Linked DNA regions of Homo sapiens: region 1 is linked to region 2. A link is an interaction called in ENCODE POLR2A ChIA-PET data of the cell type or tissue named here. Cell type or tissue: PC-9. All regions are shown on one strand. Links, peaks and the distances in the headings refer to the core of each region. The heading gives the core; the rest is flanking DNA. Region 1 overlaps SACM1L (SAC1 like phosphatidylinositide phosphatase). Region 2 overlaps LIMD1 (LIM domain containing 1).

Region 1 (2,916 bases), core at 223-2,722, 61 kb after region 2:
GGGCTTTACCGTGTTAGCCAGGGTGGTCTCAATCTCCTGACCTCGTGATCTGCCCGCCTCGGCCTTCCAAAGTGCTGGGATTACAGGCGTGAGCCACTGCGCCCAGCCTCTACTATTATTATATAATTTTCTGTTTCTCCCTTCAGTTCTGTCAGTGTGCTTCATTATATTTTCAGGCGGTCATGGTTTGTTGCATATATGTTTATAATTGTATCTTCTTGGAAAATTGACCATTTAATCAATAAACAATGTTCTTTTTTTGTCTTTTGTAACAATGTTTCACTTAGAGTGTATTTTGTCTGATACTAGTGTAGTTATTCCAGCTCTTTTTTGATTACTATTTGCACAAAATATCTTTTTTCATCCTTTCTCTTTCAACCTATATGTGTCTTTAGGTCTAACATGAATCTCTTAGAGACAGCATGTAGTTAGATCATATTTTTTTCCATTTTGCCAGTCTACTTATTTTTACTGGAGAGTTAATCCATTTGCATTTAAAGTAATTACTGATAAGGATTTACTTCTGCTATTTTGTTACTTGTTTTCTGTGTGTCCTATAGCTTTTTGTTCCTCATTTCCTCCATTACTGTCTCTTATTGTGCTTAGTTGATTTTTTTTGGTAGTGATATATTTTGATTACCTTCTCATTTTCGTTTGTGTATATTCTATAGCTGTTTTCTTTGTGGTTACCATGAGGATTACATATAACATCCTAATGTTATAAGTATCTAATTTGGATTGATACCAGAAGCATATAAAAGCTCTACTCCTGTAAAGCCTTCATGCTTCCTTTTTATGTTGACATTTCAAATTCCATCTTTATATATTGTGTTTCAGTAACATCAATATATAATTATTTTTATGCAGTTGGCTCTTATTTATGTATATATGTATTTATTTTTTAGAGAAAAGGTCTTACTCTGTTGCCCAGGCTTGTGTGCAGTGGCATGATCATAGCTCTGTGTAATCTTGAACTCCTGGGCTGAAGGAATCCTCCCACTTCAGCTTCCTGAGCAGCTAGGACTATAGGCACATACCACCATGCTTGGCTAATTTTTTTGTTTTTTATAGAGATGGGGGTCTCACTATATTGCCCAGGCTGGTCTTGAACTCCTGGCCTCAAGCCATCCTCTTGCCTCAGCCTACCAAAGTGCTAGGATTACAGATGTGAGCCACCATTCCTGACTGCATTTGACTTTTAAATCCTGTAGAAATAAAAATTGGAGTTACAGACCAGGATTTCAATAATACTGGCTTTTATATTTGCCCTTGTCTTTACCTTTTTGGATTTATTTATTTATTTATTTATTTATTTTTTGAGACAGAGTCTTATTCTGTCACCCAGGCTGGAGTACAGTGGCACAATCTCGGCTCACTGCAACCTCTGCCTCCTGGGTTCAAGCGATTCTCCTGCCTCAGCCTCCTGAGTAGCTGGGATTACAGGTGTGGGCCACCACACCCAGCTAATTTTTTTATTTTTGGCAGAGACAGGGTTTTCATGTTGGCCAGGCTAGTCTCGAACTCCTGACCTCAAGTGATCTGCCCACCTCGGCCTCCCAAAGTGCTGGGATTACAGGTGTGAGCTACTATGCCCAGCCTGTTGGAAATTTTTATATCTCTGTATAGCTGCAAGTTACTGTGTAGCATCCTTTCATTTCAACCTGAAGGACTCCCTTTAGCATTTCTTACAGATTGGGTTTAATGATAATGAACTACCTCAGGTTTTGTTTATCTAGGAATGTCTTAATTTTTCCTTCATTTTTAAAGGACGTTTTGCCAGATACAGAATCCTTGGTTGACAGTTTTTTCTTCTTCCAGCATTTAAAATATATGATCCCACTGTCTTCAGCCTCCAAGATTTCTAATGAGAAATTGGCGGATAATCCCATTGAGAATCTCTTGTGTGTGATGAGTCTCCTCTCTCTTGCTGCTTTTCAGGATTCCGTTTTTGTCTTTCAGCTATGTGATTATAATGTTTTTGGTGTGGGTCTCCTTAGAGTTCAGAGCTTGGGTTTGTAGATTCATATGTTTCATCACATTTGGGAAGGTTTTGGCTATTTTTTTTTTCTTCAAATAATCTGTCTCTGCCTTTCTCTCTCTCTTCCTGGAATTCCCATAGTGCTAAATATTTTATTTCACTTTTTGTACTCTTTTGCTCCAGAATTATTTTTTGGCTTCTTATAATAATTTTTCTATCTTTGTTGATATCCTCATTTTGTTTATGTATTGTTTTCCTGATTTCTTTTAGTTGTTTGTCTGTGTTTCCCCTTAGCTCTTTGAGTGTTTTTAAGACAGTTGCTTTAAAGTCTTTGTCTAATAAGTCTAGTCTTTGTCTAATAAGCCAAGTCCTGTCTTGGCTTCCACAGGAACAGTTTCTGTCAATTTCTTATGTTCCATTGAATGAGTCATGTTTTTCTGTTTATTTTTGTACCTGTGATTTTTTTTTTAATTATATGTTTGATTATTATAATATCATAACTCTGGAAGTCAGAGTCTCCTTTTCCCCTACGGTTTGCTGGGGTTTTTTTTGTTTTATTTGATTGTTAAAGACTCTGCTAATCCATTTTTTTTTTTTTTGAGACTTTTCCAAACTATTTTTGCCAAAACTTTCTTATTGTGTATGTTCACTGAGGTCTGTTCCTTTTGCTTCTATTCAGCTGTTTTGACAGGTTTCATTGAATTCCAAGAACTGAAATAGACAAACTAACAAAAAAAGAAAGCAAAAATGAGAGAACAACCCTGTCCCCCATTCTTTGCAGACTTGCTGTATGCTGGGGCAGTCCTTTGCTGAGTAGCCAGGCTTGCTGTGAGCCTAGGGATCAGTCTGTGGTAAAGGTTTAAGGTCTTCTCAGGACTCTTTTCAGCATGCATCTTGCCTGGTTATGTGGGTGGCCTTCAAAACTCCTTCATATACAT
Region 2 (2,916 bases), core at 127-2,626:
GTTAGCTTCAGTCTCAGGTCCTATGTGATGGCCAGATGTTGGGAGGACCCCAGAGTTTACATTCTCTCAGTTTCACATCCGATGGGCAAGAGTGCCAGTCCCTCCTTCGGAATCCTCCACAGACGTCTGATGGAGTCTCATTGGCTCTTACTGGGCCACATGCCCACGCCTGGAAAAAGTAACAGTGCTGGAGGAATGCAAGGCTCTGATGGGCCAGATCTGTCAATGCCCTGCCTGGGCCCTGGCATGGAGCCAGCCCACATGGTGATGGGAGCCACGTGGTGTGGAGCTGGGGGCTGGATCTCAAATGAAAATAGAGAGCTATTACCCCCAGAATGGGGCGTAGGTGCCAGACAACAGAAACCTCCACCACATGGTGTAGAGTTGCAGAAAGTTTCCCTTTTTTGTTTTTCCCAGCTTCCTTTCATAAGGTTTCCCCCAGTTAAGTTGTGTTTGTAATACCCAAACTTCTAGTCTAGCGTGTAGCATCTAGTATGTTTTTTGAAGAGAGCACCTCATGTCTTTCAAGACTGTGTGTGTGTATGTGTTTAGGTAAGATAAGGTAAGGTAAAGTAGATATTTATTAAGTTTCTTTGAAGCTAACTATAAAAGGCATTAGCTTTTTAACCAGAACCGGAGTTGAATTTGATTTCTGTCCTTACCCTTTGTTGGCTGTGTGACCTTGAAAAGTTCACTTAACCTCTCTGAGCTGCCCTCTGCTTCTATTTGAGGATTCTGGGTAATAATGTAGACCTTGCAGAATTGTTGTAAGCATTAGAGTGATGGTTTCAGAATCCCCTGAAAGGCTTGTGAAAACACAGATTGCCAGAACCCACCCCCTGAGTTTCCAAATCAGTAGGTCTGGAGTGGAGCCCAAGGATTTGCATTTTTTACAAGCTTTCAAGTGATGCCAGGGAACTGCTCTTTGAGAACCACTGAGATGGGATTAAAGCATCTCTATATACAGTCCCTTACATAGAGCCTGGCATGCTGTGGGTGCCCAGACACAGTCATTGTTAGAGTGAGTGGTACTAGTATTTGTGATGGCTTTCGTGGCAGAGAATATTCTATGACTCAGCCCACAGCTGTGTTGTACTTGGGGATGACAGAATTCTGCACAGAGTGACACATCTTTCTGAGAAATTCCTTATAATCCTCTTGGCTGTTGGGGAAGTGGCTGATTCATCTTACCAGTCTGGGTTTAACTTTCTTTTCTTTTTCTTCTGCAGTACTCTGGTTTCCAGCAGTCGGCTGACAGGTGTTTTCTTTGTGGACATCTGATCATGGACATGGTGAGTAGGTCAGCCAAAGAAGAGAACAGCATCTCAGGTGGAGGAGGAGGTGTTCAGAGAAAAAAGAAATTAATAATTGAGGACAGTGTTTCTTATCTTGATTTGTGGTTACAGCTGGGCGCAGTGGCTCATGCCTGTAATCCCAGCACTTTGGGAGGCCGAGGCGGGCGGATCACGAGGTCAGGAGTTTGAGACCAACCAGCCTGGCCAATATGGTGAAACCTTGTCTCTACTAAAAATACAAAAATTTTCCGGGCGTGGTGGTGCATGCCTGTAGTCCCAGCTACTTGAGAGGCCAAGGCAGGAGAATTGTTTGAACCCTGGAGGCGGAGTTTGCAGTGAGCCAAGATCACGCCACTGCACTCCAGCCTGGGCAACAGAGTGAGACTCCACCTCAAAAAAAAAAAAAAAGTCCCTGTAAAGTACAGCTTGCTTGTTCTAATAGAACCCACATTGTTGGCTTTTATTGGAATTAACATCTTTAACCATCTAGAGCACACGCTATCATGTTTCCGATAATGCTTTCTCCTCCTCTGGGCTGTTTGAATCGCACTGGCCTCCCTCTGGCTTCTCTGTGATCCTTGTGGCATCCCAGGTGAGATGCTAAATACAGTCTGTTTTTACTGCAGAAATCTCAGCTACCTTGGAGTCAAATGCAGAAAGCCAGAGGAGCAAAGTTGTTTTTCTCCCTGTGTTATGCCCAGCTCACACCATTACGAAGATGAGTTTTTAGGGCCTGTCATTTAGTTCTGAGACAGCAGAGCAAGGACCAGGTTTTATACATTCCATTCTTTGCTCAGTCACTGGCTCTCTGAGGTTATTTTGGGCTTCAGGTCTTCAGTGGGGACAATTTTTCCCTAGAGGGTTAGGTTATGAGGTTAATGAATACAACATCAAATTGTTCACCATTGGAAACCAGCCTTTAAGAAGTTCTTTAATATACTGATCAGAGGAAATGATTATATAACATACTTTAAGTTGGAAACAGTTAAGTCCCTCTCTAAGCTGACTCATTAATTTCATTCTAGAGAAGATAATTTCTAATTATTAGTATTTTTAATTTTACCTTTTTATTGAGAAATAACTCATAGAGTAAAAGATACTAATCTTAAGTGTACATCTGAACGAGTTTTCACATGTGCATATACCCCTGTAACCACCACCCAGATCAAGATATAGAACACTTCCCAAACTCCAGAAAGTTCCTTCTTGTCTATTCCCACTCAAGACCCCACTCCCACAAAGGCAACCATTATTCCAACTTCTATTGCCAGAAATTCATTTTGCTGGTTTTGGAACTTCATATAAATAGAAACATATAGTATAGACTCTTTCAGGTCTTATTACATATGTTTTTGAGCTTCATCCATGCTGTTACCTGTATTGGTAGTTTATTGATTTGTATTGCTAAGTGGAATTCCATTGTATGGATATAGCACAATTTATTTCTCCATCTCATGTTGATGGGGATTTGGTGGTTTCTAGTTTTTTGCTATTTATGCATGAAGCTGCTGTGAATACTCTTGAACATGTCTTTGATGGACATAAACACTCATTTCTGCTGGTTATATGCTAATATTTATAAAACATCAGTGACCCACAGCCCTCCCCATTCGTGATGAAT

The links. Peaks named below come from ENCODE experiments on the same cell type or tissue, not always from the same donor. Only the 100,000 strongest peaks of a DNase experiment are listed, where the experiment ranks them.
Region 1: POLR2A ChIA-PET joins it to region 2 with 8 read pairs; 6 of 35 experiments call an interaction of 5 or more read pairs at or near these places.

The regions. Positions count from the first base shown.
Region 1 is chr3:45,727,787-45,730,702 of GRCh38, forward strand. The region is part of intron 11 of SACM1L (SAC1 like phosphatidylinositide phosphatase); the gene reads left to right. Among named protein-coding and RNA genes, the nearest start is that of SACM1L, 40 kb to the left of the region's middle. RefSeq lists a silencer at 1-12. In PC-9, for the core only: no CTCF peak of the experiment used is centred there; no DNase peak of the experiment used is centred there.
Region 2 is chr3:45,667,065-45,669,980 of GRCh38, forward strand. LIMD1 (LIM domain containing 1) reads left to right here. Exons shown (of 8, transcript NM_014240.3): 4 at 1,230-1,292. Among named protein-coding and RNA genes, the nearest start is that of LIMD1-AS1, 20 kb to the right of the region's middle. In PC-9, for the core only: no CTCF peak of the experiment used is centred there; a DNase peak (open chromatin) is centred at 1,127.